Regions from separate parts of the Mus musculus genome. Here region 2 is linked to region 1. Evidence: chromatin contacts called from ENCODE Hi-C or POLR2A ChIA-PET data. All regions are on one chromosome and are shown on one strand. The core of a region is the stretch at or near the end of the contact, and the rest is flanking DNA. Distances in the headings are between cores, read along the strand shown.

What was found. A loop is a pair of places that touch in the nucleus more often than their neighbours do. ChIA-PET counts read pairs that join two places held with the same protein, here RNA polymerase II (POLR2A).
Region 2: a loop to region 1 is called in a map of regulatory T cell, with 2.2 times the contacts of the local background. The contact joins the enhancer-like site here to the promoter of Gns in region 1. A Hi-C loop is called at or near these places in 1 of 37 maps with a recorded cell type or tissue (regulatory T cell). POLR2A ChIA-PET finds 5 or more read pairs at or near these places in 1 of 5 experiments (Patski).

What each region holds. Positions count from the first base shown.
Region 1 is chr10:121,362,489-121,369,274 of GRCm38, reverse strand. It overlaps Gns (glucosamine (N-acetyl)-6-sulfatase), which reads right to left and starts at 4,185. Exons shown (of 14, transcript NM_029364.4): 1 at 3,917-4,185. The coding sequence starts at 4,084. Gm51786 (a long non-coding RNA gene) reads right to left here. Exons shown (of 3, transcript XR_003948972.1): 3 at 6,008-6,341.
Region 2 is chr10:121,513,876-121,520,528 of GRCm38, reverse strand. All of the region lies in intron 1 of Gm35696 (a long non-coding RNA gene), which reads right to left. Among named protein-coding and RNA genes, the nearest start is that of Gm35696, 7.1 kb to the right of the region's middle. Within about 2 kb of position 4,133, at least 1 of the 3 ENCODE cell types and tissues checked has a DNase peak (open chromatin) inside an H3K27ac peak, as active enhancers do.

The sequences.
Region 1 (6,786 bases), core at 2,936-5,435:
AAGCAGGAAGCTACTTCAGAACGGCACCAGGTAGGCCCTTAAAGCAGGGAGCCTTGCTGAGAGTCCGAGCGAGGGGGAGTGGAGCTCGCTGGCTGAGGCTGGCAAATAGCCTAACAGGGCAAACAGGAAGGAGCCACTGTGGTAGAAAAAAAAAACCCAAGAGACAGAAAGGGAGGAGTGGAAGGCAAGGCTGCGTAGGCATTTCAGTTTAGAACTTTACGCTGATCATCTACGTATGGTTGAACAAGTCCCAGTTGAGAGATTGCACTAGACTGAAGACAGTTATCCGTGCTAATCTGAGGTGACAGTGGCTGGTCGGGTGGAAACCATGTGACGGTATTAAGAAACAGCCGCCTTTACTCTCCTGAGCAAACGTGTAGCTTTACTTACCCTAAGCCAATCCCTTTATAAAAACCAAAGGCTTCACTGACTTCCCTGATCTCAGGCAACAGCGCGCCAAAGGTTTCGATGGTTCCTGTAACTCAGCAGCTGACTGCCTTTAAACAATGGAAGTCATCTTGCTTTAGGCAGAGCAATGTCACATTTACTCTTTCCCTTGTTCCCGAGTGGCCCCTGACCAACCCCCCACTCCCTTTACCTAGAGTAAATAAATGACTTAAAAAACAAAACCCGTGCTCATCATTAAGAGGGAAAAGCCATGCCCTGCAAAACCTAATAAAACCACAGTCTCTCAGGTGGCACATGGGACAATACAGTGGAGTATTAACTGTGAAAGATGAGGTGACCACACATAAAATAGGGTAAAGATAACTGACAGAGGCTGGAGAGATGGCTCCATAGAAAATAGCACTGGCTGCTCTTCCAAAGGTCCCAGGTTTGATTCTCAGCACCCCCATGACAGCTCACAACCATCTCTAGCTCTCGTTCTAACTCATCTGGATCACTCCTGAGGCCTTCGCCGGCAGCAGGCAGCAACACATAGCTGTACACTCATACATGGAGGCAGGACTCCCATACACATTTTTTTTTTTTATTAAATGTGGTGCATTCCTGTAGTCTCAGCTCGTGCGAGGTAGATGCATGAGGAGAAGGGTTTCAAGTACATCCTCAGCTACAGGGATAACCTCAGCTACAGGGATAACTGAGTCACCCTGGACTGTGCTGGATAGTTTTATGTCAACCAGACACAAGCTGAACTCATCTGAGAGGAGGGAGCTTCAATTGAGACAACGCCTCCATAAGATTAGGCTGTAAGCAAGCCTGCATGTAGAGCATTCTATTAACTAGTGATTGTTGGAGGAGGGCCCAGCCCATCGTGGGTGGAGCGAGCCAGTAAGCAGCACCGTCCGTGGCCTCTGCATCAGCTCTGGCCTCCAGGTTCCTGTGCTGTTTGAATCCCTGCCTTGGCTTCCCTGGACGTGCTGTGACAATGAACATTCAAGCCAAATAAATCCTTAGCTCCCCAAGTTGCTTTTGGCCGTGGTGTTTCATCACAGCAATCGTATCCCTAACTAGGACGTGGACTGTCTTGAAAAAAAAAATCACATTAAATGGAAATCAAGGGATATCAACTTTTGATGTGAGCCAGTGTGGGTGCGTGTGTATGGGGGTCCCCATTCCTTACCTTGCCTGCTATTGTGTCAATCTGAAACACAATTCCTCTCTCTGGTAGAGACACTATACATAAGGCTTTATTCATAAATTAAGTACCGTGGGTGAACCCCACTGACGACATTCCAGAATGCCACTGAAGACTCAGTGCAAAGCGCCCCTGTGGCCTTGAGGCAACATGTGGTGAGACGGGGCTACCACGGTGTTTTCGCAAAGCAGAGAAACCTGTTGCCCCTCAGCTGTCTGCCACAGGCAGCTTCCGTGATGTTAGAAATACGAACAGGAGACACCTCACCCTCTGCCCGGCACGGAGGAAGTTCTTAAACATCACCCCGGCTCAGCTCGTCACTCTGCTATCCTATTTGACAGTCAGTGTCACGACTCCACAAGGGGCCACCAGAAAAGTCAGAATTCCCTGAAGTGCTAGGGGCTGCAGCTTTAAAACAAGCAAACACCATTTCCTCATTTATTTAGCGTCCACGGCACTTGTACGATCCAGGGAAGGAACCCATGTTGTTGACAGAACATGTGTGGGAAGCTGCAAGCTTCTTTTGTTTTGGTTTCTCTGGCTACTACAAATACTTTATATATATTTTAAAAAAAGAGCCCAGGGCCATCGAGGTGACTCAAGGGTACATGCAAACCTCTGCCAAGCCTGAGGAGTTTAAGCTCCCAGGACACTCGTGGAGAAGGGGGGACGCCGTCTTCTAACCTCCACTCTATTCAGGCCACTGTGTGCACATACGCTCCCCCTATACACACATCCTACTGGTATAAAGAAGCAAACAGAAAAAGAGAAAGTTCTAGAGGCAAGTACCATTAACACAAAGTGAAAGACCTCGACTATACACAGACAACAGCTGTGCTAAGTGACAGTCACTAAGCTGGGGCACCTTATATGTAAGTAGTGGATTTTGTTTCCAACAGCAGTATTAAGGCTGACCTGTTGAGTACTCTGGGAGAGACAGCATTTTTTTTTTTTTCCTGAACAAAATACTTTTTTTTTTTTGAAATCCCAGCACCGGTGAAACAGAAGATGGATCTCTGTGAGTTCAAGGCTAGCCGCGGCTATACAGTGAGACCCTGTCTCAAAACGAAACAAAACACAACCAAACAAACGAAATAAAGCAAAGAGAAAGAGAAAGAAAGAGAAGAGAGCTATGGGAACTGTTGGAGGGAGGGATAATAAAACCTAAGAGGGAATTAAGTCAAGACTTTTGGTACAGGGGGTGGGGGCTCGCTCTGAGAGAGAACTGGCTTAGCAGGCCCTCCAGCAGGGTGGGAGGGGAGAAGAGATTCAACATCCTTATGGCTCAGGGGATACCACAACAGCAACAAGGCGATGAATGGGATCTATGTAGATATAGAGAAGGGCCAAGGGGATTGGTAACAGAACACCATCTAGAAAAAGACAGTTCGCGGAAGGCAAAGTGTTACTGCCCAGCCCAGAAATACACAGGCTCTGCTAACCATTATCACATGTGACACGTGGAAAACCAAAATGTTGGCTCACTAGACTCATTTCACAACTCACTGATCAGCTGGGACCAGCAACTTGAAGGACATTGAGCCAGGGTTAATGACCACACAGGAAAAAGTAGGACCCTCCTGCTTAGAGGTTTCACAGCTACCGCAATCAGCTGAAAGCAGAAGGAGAACCGAAAGAGGGAGAGAGTCTCGACTTGTTTCTTTTTCCTTTTTAGTGAGAGCAATGCTGACCCAGGACGGAATACCATTGGAGGGTTGGTCCTAATCTGCCTCCTCCCGCTCAGTGCTTTGGGCAAATCCCTAGAGCACCAATGGATGGAGATTGGCGTTCATGTTCCCAAAGGTCAAATTCCGGAACCTCGAAAGAGCAGAAGTGACTGGGAAGGAAATGCAGTCTTCATGACTAACACCCATTAGACCTAAATTGGAGCCCTGACAGTAATGCCTCAGCCAACTGTTCGATTAGGCCAATTGATTTTGGTTTTGATGCTTCTTAAGCAAAAACACTCTCTGTCAATAACAGCTCGACAGCCTACAAACCCACTTTTATAGCCACCACAGAAGCACGGATGCCGACGTCCCAGGTCCTCCGTGAAGAGGGCTGACGTGGCCTCGGATCTCCCTAATCAATCACTGGCCTCCACAGGTTTGCCCTGAGCGGCGAGTGTCCACTGCAGCAGTAAGGTCCAGGCTGGAGGCACCGTGCGCACGGTGCGAGCCTGTGGGTGAGCTCGGGGGAGGAAGCCGGGTCCCATGACTCGTCCAAGCTCCCGGAGGGCCCGGAGTGACCGCGCACAGCCACCCACGGCCAAGCGGCCCAGCAAAGGGGCAAGGGGAGGGCGTGGACACGAGTTACCATGCCGCCGAGCTCCGCGTCCTGGTCGTCGGTGAGCAGCAGCAGCACGTTGGGCCTGCGAGCCGCCCCCACGAGCCCCAGGCAGCCTCCCAGCAGCGGCAGCAGCAGCAGCGCCGGCAGGCGGCGGGGACGGCCCGGCCGGGGCCCGGCTGCCGAAGGGAGCCGCATGGCGGCCAAGCTCCGCGGGGGAACCGAGAGCTGCGGAGAGACGCCGGTGAGCGCAGGAGACGGGGTCAGGCTTTCTCTCCCTAGGCGAGATCACGTGAGGCGGGGCAGGGGGCGGGGCGCGTCGTCACGTGACGGGCGGCCGTGGGCGGGGCCTGGGGAGCGGCGGAGAGCCCGGGCGCTGGGCAGGGCTGGACAGAGCTAGGACCGCGCGGAGCCTGGCCTCGCCACTGGTTAGGCCTGCTCCTGATGCTGCAGGAGGAAGGACAGAGCACCGGAGATGAAGACAGGAGTCAGTCCGCTCATCTTCCCTCCAGAGTGAAGCAGCGCACGTGCTGTGAACACAAGATCAGCTGCTGGTTAAAGTCCCGGCCAGTCCTGGGGTTAATGGACAGCTCTGCCTGTGTCCTTTGACTTTTCACCTGTCGAGGTGAAGTTCTCATTTGGCTCAGCTGTTGTTATTCCACTTTCCTCGGCTGGCATGTACTTTCAAACAATTTAGGAACGTCTTTACGACGCTAGGAGCTCTGGTCAACGTTTCAAGTTTTAATCACACTTTAATTTACATTTATTTTTGTGGGTTTTGCGTGCTCACGCACCTTCCGCGGCACGTGTGTGGAGGTCGGAGGGCATCTTGCGGGCGTCAGTGCTTTCTTTCTGTGGAGTGAGTGCAGGGGATCTAACTCAGGCCCTCAGGCTTGGCGGCAGGTGCCTTGGCATCTTGGCCAGTCCTACTTGGTGAGTTTTTGCAAGCCTTCTTGGAAACTTAGAAGTGCATGGCTCAGTGGTTACGAGTACTAACTGCTGCTCTTCCAGAGGTCCTGAGTTCAAATCCCAGCAACCACATGGTGGCTCACAACCATCTGTAATGACATCCGATGCCCTCTTCTGCTGTGTCTGAGGACAGCTACAGTGTACTTATAATAAATAAATAAATAAATAAATAAATAAATCTTAAAAAAGAAAAGAAGTGCACGACCAGTAGCAACACATCCTTTGTTGAATGAAACCTCAAAAAATATTTTAAGTTAGCTAAAAAGTTAAGTTGCTGTTAGGGATTCCTGCGAGGTCAATGCACGATATACCAAGTGAGCACTGTTCTATGCAGAACAAAAGAAGGTACAGCCATTTGCCAGTTGATTGTGTGTTGGACTCACACCTTTGCGATTTCTTTTTAAAAGATTTATGTGCATGAGTGTCTGTCTGCATGCATGTATGTGTACTATGCTTGCCTAGTTCCTGGGGAAGTCAACGAGAGCGTCTGACCCTTGGGACTGGAGTTACAAATGGTTGTGAGGCACCACGAGGGTTCCTGGGAGTTGACATGGGTCCTCTGCAAGAGTACCATGTGCTCTTAACCACTGAGACATCTGTCAGACAACTGGACACAGAACCTTCGAAAAGTATTTTTCTTTTTTTTATTTTACATCTAAAAATAAAGCAGATAGTTTATAATAACATACAGTATTGTACAATTAATATAATATACAATAAAAATGTATAGGATCTCTGTGACCTATGAGACACGACAATGTAGTCCACCACTCACAGGACTGGAGTTAGAAAAAGAAGAAATAATTTTTTAAATGAAATAATAGCTTCAAAACGTCTAAATTTTGAGAAAATAAGATCCAAGGAACTCAGCCTCGTGCAGAAAAATCAGAGACAGTTTTCCCCTAGCCATGATGGCAAATACTCGCAATTCCAGCTCTTAGGACACTGGGAGAAAGAGGATTATACGTTTGAGGCTAACCTGGGCTTAGGCTATAAGAACCTGTCTAAAGAAAAAGAGTCTCGCTGGGCAGTGGTGGCGCACGCCTTTAATCCCAGCACTTGGGAGGCAGAGACAGGAGGATTTCTGAGTTTGAGGCCAGCCTGGGCTACAGAGTGAGTTCAAGAACAGCCAGGGCTACACAGAGAGACCCTGTCTCGAAAAAAAAATTTAAAAAAAAGAAAAGAAAAGAAAAAGAGTCATAAAAACTTACAGCTAGCCACCTACTTCACTGTAAAAGGCTACATAAATGTTAGCTTTCGAGGATGGTAACAAGAATGTTCGCTCTCAATACCCTGTTCAGCGTTATGGTTGCGGTTGTAGCCGTACAGAAGGAAATCATTCAGGCAGCTCCTCAGATGGCCATAAGGACGTAGTTCAATGGGGGAGGGTGCTTACTTAGCCTGACAGGAGCTCTATGTTCAAGTCCAAGGATTGCATAAATCGAGCCTGGGAGCAACACATTCGATCCAGCTGTAATCCCAGCACCTAGGAGGCCGAGATAGGAGCGCCTGAAGCATAAGGTTTTCAGCTACTAAGCTAGTTTTAAGCCAGATTGGCAAATTAATTAACTAGTTAATTAAGGGCCCATAAATAGATGCATCATAGTAAAAAAAAAATATGTTGAAAGACATAGGGAGGGAAGCAGCAAGAGAAACATGTTTACCTGTTACAAAGACTCCAAAGGACTCCAAGAAAACCAGCAGACACCAGACACAATGCAAGTCTCCTGGGCTGCTACAATGTTCTGCCCTCTACTTTAGCAATACCGCTTTGCACATGCGGGTTTGACTGTAGCTCACGTCAGAGTTATCATAAATTGTAGAGTTAGCCATGCTGAAAATTATGCTATGGGCCTAGTGCTGCTCAGAGGTGACCCCTGGGAAGTTTGTTCCTTTTTCAGCAACCTCTCCGATACACTGCCTCTCTATGA
Region 2 (6,653 bases), core at 2,884-5,383, 150 kb before region 1:
TGTGTTAAAACTCTTTTCAACTGTAAGTCCTCCTTTAAAGTGTATTCAGGGCTGAGGGGACTTGAAGAGACGACTCGGTGATTGGGAGCCCTTGTTACTTTTGCAGAGGACTTGAGTTCAATTCCCAGTACCCACATGTTGACTCACAGACATCTATAACTCTAGTTCCAGAGATCCCACCCCCTCTTCTGACCTTCTCAGGTACCAGGCATGCATGCGGTGTCTATACACATATGTAGGCAAAACACCGATGCATATAAAATAAAGAAGTCTAAAGATAAAATTTCAAAATGAAATATATTTAGGAATGGGAAAGTAGCTCATCTAGAATAATTCACGAAGTCCCGGGTTTCACTTTAACGTCACATTAAATAAATAAATACATACATACATGCATGCATACATACATACATACATACATACATACATACATAGCTAGCCAGTGCTGTATACCTTAATCCCAAGACATAGGAAGCTGAGGCAAGAGGTTTGCCACAGTTACATGATGAGATCTCAGGCTAGCCTGAGCTACAGAGAAAGACTCTGTCTCCCAAAATGAAAGAGAAACTGTAAACTTGACCTGTGGTCCCAGCCATAGAGGTGGAGGCAGGGGTCAAGGTTCACAGCAGAGGAAGTGTGAGGTCAGCCTGGGCTTCAGGGACCGGGGAGATGGTTTAGTAGGTGCCTTTGCCCTGCAAGCAAAAAGACACAAGTTTGAGCCCAAAAGCCCATGTCAAAAAATCAGGGCATGGTGACACACACTTGTAACCCCAGAGCTGAGGAAGTGGAGACAGGCAGCTCCCCGGGGCTCAGTGGCCAGCCAGACTAACCTACTTAATGAATTCCAGGCTGGTGAGAGACCTGGACTCCGAAATAAATAAATAAATATTAATTTTCCTGAGGAACAATACCAGAGGTGGATTTTTGACTTACTGAACACACACACACACACACACACACACATACACACATACACACACACACCCCTACCTGCATACACACAGATACACTTAATAACAAAAAACTCTAACATATTTAGTTATTCCCTAAACTTAGATTTTTGTTTTGTTTAAAAAAAGATGTATTTATTTGTATTATGAGGGCTCTATTTGCATGTGTGCCTGCATGACAGAAGAGGACATTACCTCCCTTTATAGATGGTCTTAAGCCACCAGGTGGTGGCTGGTATTTGAACTCAGGACCTCTAGAAGAGCAGCCAGTGTTCCTAACAGCTAAGCAGTCTCTCCAGTCCTGAACTTAAATTTTAATAAAACCTGACATTCACTTTCTACATTTATAGCTGTGAAGATTAGGAAGCTCAAATCTGGCTGACTTTTGTACTGCACAAATTTTCTTATTATGAATGTAATAGACAATTATTACAGAGAATTTGGAACATGTAACAAAGTTTGAGGGGAAAAAAACGTTTAAACTTCCTGTCATCCCCCAAGTGGAGACACTTGCTCTGAATTCCTGAGTACCTTCAATTCCTGTCGTTTGTGACTGTGCACTGTTTACAGTTATTTCTTGGTAAAACTAGAATTGTACAGACAGAAAGGCATAGCTTCGTCTCCGCTCATCCCATTGTGAAAGCATGGCTTCCTTGTTCTAACACTGCATCTTAGACTTGATTGAACTCTTCCTGGTTTCATTGTTGTTTCTTTCTCTCTCTCTCTCTCTCTCTCTCTCTCTCTCTCTCTCTCTCTCTCTCTTTAAAAGATTTATTTATGTATTATATATAAGTACACTGTAGCTGTCTTCAGAAGAGGGCATCGGATCCCATTACAGATGGTTGTGAGCCACCATGTGGTTGCTGAAAATTTGAACTCTGGACCTTTGGAAGAGCAGTCAGTGCTCTTAACCACTGAGCCATCTCTCTAGCCATTGTTGTTGTTGTTTCCTAATGTTATAAATAAAACTGCAGTAATAGTAACTTTTTTTTTTTAAGATGAGGATCACATATCTCACTCAGGCTGGCCTAGTATTTTCTGTGTAGACCTGACCGGCTTCATATTCACGGTCTTCTTGGCTCAACTTTAGTGCCAGGATTATAGGCACGCACTACCACCACATAGAGAATTTTTTTTTTAACTGAAGCTTCCTTTTTAAAAAAAGATTTATTTTACTTATTTATTTACTTATTTTTGGTTTTTTCAAGACAGGGTTTCTCTGTATAGCCCTGGCTGTCCTGGAACACACTTTGTAAACCAGGCTGGCCTCGAACTCAGAAATCCACCTGCCTCTACCTCCCAAGTGCTGGGATTAAACGTGTGTGCCATCACCACCCGGTGATTTATTTTATTTATAAGTGTACACACTGCAGCTGTCTTCAGACAACCCAGAAGAGGGCATCAGGTCCCATTACAAATGGTTGTGAGCCACCATGTGGTTGCTGGGAATTGAACTCAGGACCTCTGGAAGAGCAGTCAATGTTCTTAACCACTGAGCCATCTCTCCAGCCCAGGAATATTATTTTTATATAAACATCCACCCCTACTTTCTGCTCCGTTCCTCAGTGCAGGTTCCTGAGGGAGACTTCTTGGTCTTGCACCACTAGTAGCTCTCTTTAAAATGTCCATGATTTTAAATGATGTGTCCATGTGTGGTTTGTGCCTATAGGTCAGCAACATTGGATGCCCCTGGAGCTGAAGTTATAGTCAGTTGTGAGCTGAGTCACGTGGGTGACAAGAATGGAACTCCAGCTCTTCCCAAGAGCAATATACACTCTTAACTGCCGGGCTGTGTCTATGGTTACCCCCTCCCAAATCATGCACTTAAAAATTCATAAATGGAACGAATATCATCTTACACCCTTACCAGCTGTGGTGGTTTGAATGGGTATGGCCTATGGGTTTGAATACTTGGCTCATAGGGAGTGGCACTACTAAGAAGTGTGGCCTTGTTGGAGAAAGTGTGTCACTGTGGGGGCGGGCTTTGAGGTCTCACACGCTCAAGCTACTCACAGTCTTCCTATCACCTACGAATCTGGCTGTAGAGACTCTTAGATACACCCTCAGGAACTCTTAGAAACCCCTCAGCAGCAAGTCTACCTGTGTGCTGCCATGCTCATTGTCATGATGATAATGGACTAAACCTCTGAAACTGTAAGCTAGCTTCCAATGAAATGCTTTCTTTTATAAGAGTTGACTTCGTCATGGTGTCTCTTCACAGCAATAGAACACTGACTGAGACACCAGAAGTTCATAAGCAAGGTTGTCAAACTACAGCCGGGGAGATGGCTCAGTGGTTAAGAGCACTGACTGCTCTTCCAGAGGTCCTGAGTTCAAATCCCAGCAACCACATGGTGGCTCACAACCATCTGTAGTGGGATCTGAGGCCCTCCTCTGGTGTGTCAGAAGACAGCTAAAGTGTACTTATGTATAATAGTAAATAAATCTTTGTTAAAAAGCTTGTCAAACTATAATTTTATCTGTAGTTTCCTGCACAGTCATTTTTAACATTTATTTTGTTTTAATTAATTAATTAATTGATTGATGGATTGATTGATTTTTCAAGACAGGGTTTCTCTGTGTAGGCCTGGCAGTCCTGGAACTCACTCTGTAGACTAGGCTGGCCTCGAACTCAGAAATCTGCCTGCCTCTGCCTCCCAAGTGCTGGGATTAAAGGTGTGTGCCACTCACTATGACCAACTCTTAAGCATGTTTTAAAATTTAGGATCAGACACATCTAATCCTAGCTGCTCGTGAGTTCAAGACAGACTGACCAAAGTAGCAAAATCTCATCTAAGAAAGCAAATAAAATAAATTAAACTTAAAAATCAAATTCATATAAATATTTAAACTCCATTAGAAAATTCAACCAAAGCCGGGCGTGGTGGTGCACACCTTTAGTCCCAGCACTGGGGAGGCAGAGGCATGCGGATTTTTTAGTTCGAGGCCAGCCTGGTCTACAAAGTGAGTTCCAGGACAGCCAGGGCTATACAGAGAAACCCTGTATCGAAAAAAAATCAAAATAAAGAAAAAGAGAAAATTCAACCACTCCAAAGCGGGATGTAAGATATGACTGAGCAGTTTGGTCAGTTAGGGTTTTTAGACTAAACAGCCTGTTGTTTGTGGTGCCACCCGCAGAGGGCGCTCTAACACTAACTCCTTATGCTGCGATGTTGGTCAGTTTCTGACCTGTCTTCTAAAGGCTCCACGCGCTGAATGGTCTGGAGAAGGCCCAGGTCGCCAACATCACGAACGTGAACGTTCAGAAAGACTCCGAGTGCTGTTCAGAGAACCTTGGGGTCACCCTTGCCACAGTGCAAGGTATTTCTAAATGGATTTTTCCCCCTGTGTTTGCGCACATGCAGGAAGGAGGCTTATGTGCCACAGCGCAGGCGTAGCGTTCCCAGGACAGCTTTGTAGAATTGGTTCTCTCCTTCCAGCGATCAATCTCAGGACCCCAGTCCTGTGCAGCACCACCTTTACCTGCTGAGTCATCTTGCTGACCCTCTCAGCACGAAATGATATTTCTTCCCAATGTTTACAAATGAGATCAAGTTTACAAAGGAGACCAAGGTTTAGAGAGGTTAAGCAACTTTTACGAAATAAGGAAATGATAAGCATATTTTTTATATTCAGGCTCAATCCTCCACTAATACTGTTCCCCCTCTTTCTCTCCTTTCCTACTGGGCATTCCTAAAGGACATAAAAGTTCTGCTTTAAAAGGGAGGAGGGAGGAAGAAGGAGGAAGGAGGGAGGAGGGGGAGGAGGGAGGAGGGGGGAAGGAGGAGGGGGAGGAGGGACGAGGGTGTTGGCTTGTGCTAGAACATTTGTCCCGCACATGTGAGGCTCTAAACCGAATGCCCGGCACCTCAAAAACCAATTAATTTTTAAAAAGAGAGGCTAGAGCTGTAGGCTAGTTGGCAAAGTGCTTTCTTAGCATCCATCGGGTCTTGGTGGCACACATCTGTAATCTCAGCCCCTTCGAGGTAAAGGCAGGAGGGTCAGTAGAACATGGCCAGACATGGTTGCCATGTGCACCGCAGCCAAATATTCTCTGTCAGAGGCCCATAAGTACAGAAAGGAGAGGGCTAGCTCCAGGAATGGAGCCCATTGCTCTCTAGTCTGGTAGTCCTTGAAAAGATGAAACACGAGGCTGGTGAGATGGCTCAGGGGGTAAGAGCACCCGACTGCTCTTCCAAAGGTCCGAAGTTCAAATCCCAGCAACCACATGGTGGCTCACAACCACCTGTAACAGAGATCTGATGCCCTCTTCTGGTGCGTCTGAAGACAGCTACAGTGTACTTACATATAATAAATAAATAAATCTTTAAAAGAAAAAAGAAAAAGAAAAGATGAAACACTCCGTTCTCAGCTCTCCAGTTACCCAGGTCTAAAGGTTTCTCTGAAGAATGGCTGTAAGGATGGTAACAGTAGGTCCCGGCCCTGGTGGCAGGGTCCTTCCTCCTCGGAACCCAGCCACCTTGTCAGTCAGCGGGGGTTTGAAGGGATGTGGCCTTCTGTGGGAATGTCTCCCTCCCTCGGCCTCCCACCTTCTTCTGGTATAGAAACAGCACTCTAGATTCTCGTCAGTCTTATTCCTGGAACACACACTGTTTTAACTAAGTCACAAGTCCTGGGGGTCGTGGCCCCTTGCCTGTCTAGTGCACTCATCAGTAATAGCAATGTGGCCTAGTGGCTCCTGAGACTTCAGTGGCACCACCTGGCCAGTATTTCTTTGGGGCCCTCATCATATCCATGGATATCCGGTCCATAACAGTGACATCTACCCTCAGTCCTGACCCGAAGAGAAGAGCCACCTCGGAGCTTCTTAGAGATGACGGTGCCCGCGTTGAGTCCTGAAGGCCTTAGGGACTGAATGTCTTCTGGGTCCTCCCAGATTCATCTTCCCTGGAGACTCCTTCTCTTTTGTCAGGGTCACAAGTGTTCCTACTTTGCTCAGCCCAGCCAATTATCTCTCTAGGCTTTGAAGAGTCACCTTAGCACTGTATCGGATTTGTCTTCTGGAGCCCTTTCGTTATTAAATCCCATGTCTCACTTAGAGGCAGCCTCTGGGGAAGGGATTTTTTTTGTTTGTTTGTTTGTTTTTTTGGTTTTTTGAGACAGGGTTTCTCTGTGTAGCCCTGGCTGTCCTGGAACTCACTTTGTAGACCAGGCTGGCCTCGAACTCAGAAATCCGCCTGCCTCTGCCTCCCAAGTGCTGGGATTAAAGGCGTGCGCCACCACGCCCGGCGGGTTTATTTTTTAAAACGAGATTAAATGGAGCAATGGCTCAGCGGGGAAAGCATCTGCTAAGCAAACCTCAGGATCTGCGCCGATCCCTAGCGCCCATGTAAGGAACTGGGTTGTGTGCGCCTTGTGTGCGCCAGTCATGCCAGGGCTCTGGGGCAGAGACAGTAGAATTGACTGTTGAGGTTTGTTGGCGACCAGCTTAGCTGTCAGTTTCATGAGAGATCCCGTCTCAAGGGATTAGGGTGGGGGGTGATAGTGTAGGATACTCAATGTCCTCCCTTGGCCTCTGAGAGCACACATACATATATGCATACACATACACACGCACACACGGGCACACTCTAGTGTGCGTGCGCACACACACACCCATATACTACACATATGAACACCACACACACATACACGAAGAGGAGGAAGAAAGCTTAAAAGTATTTCTCAGAGCCGGGCAGTGGT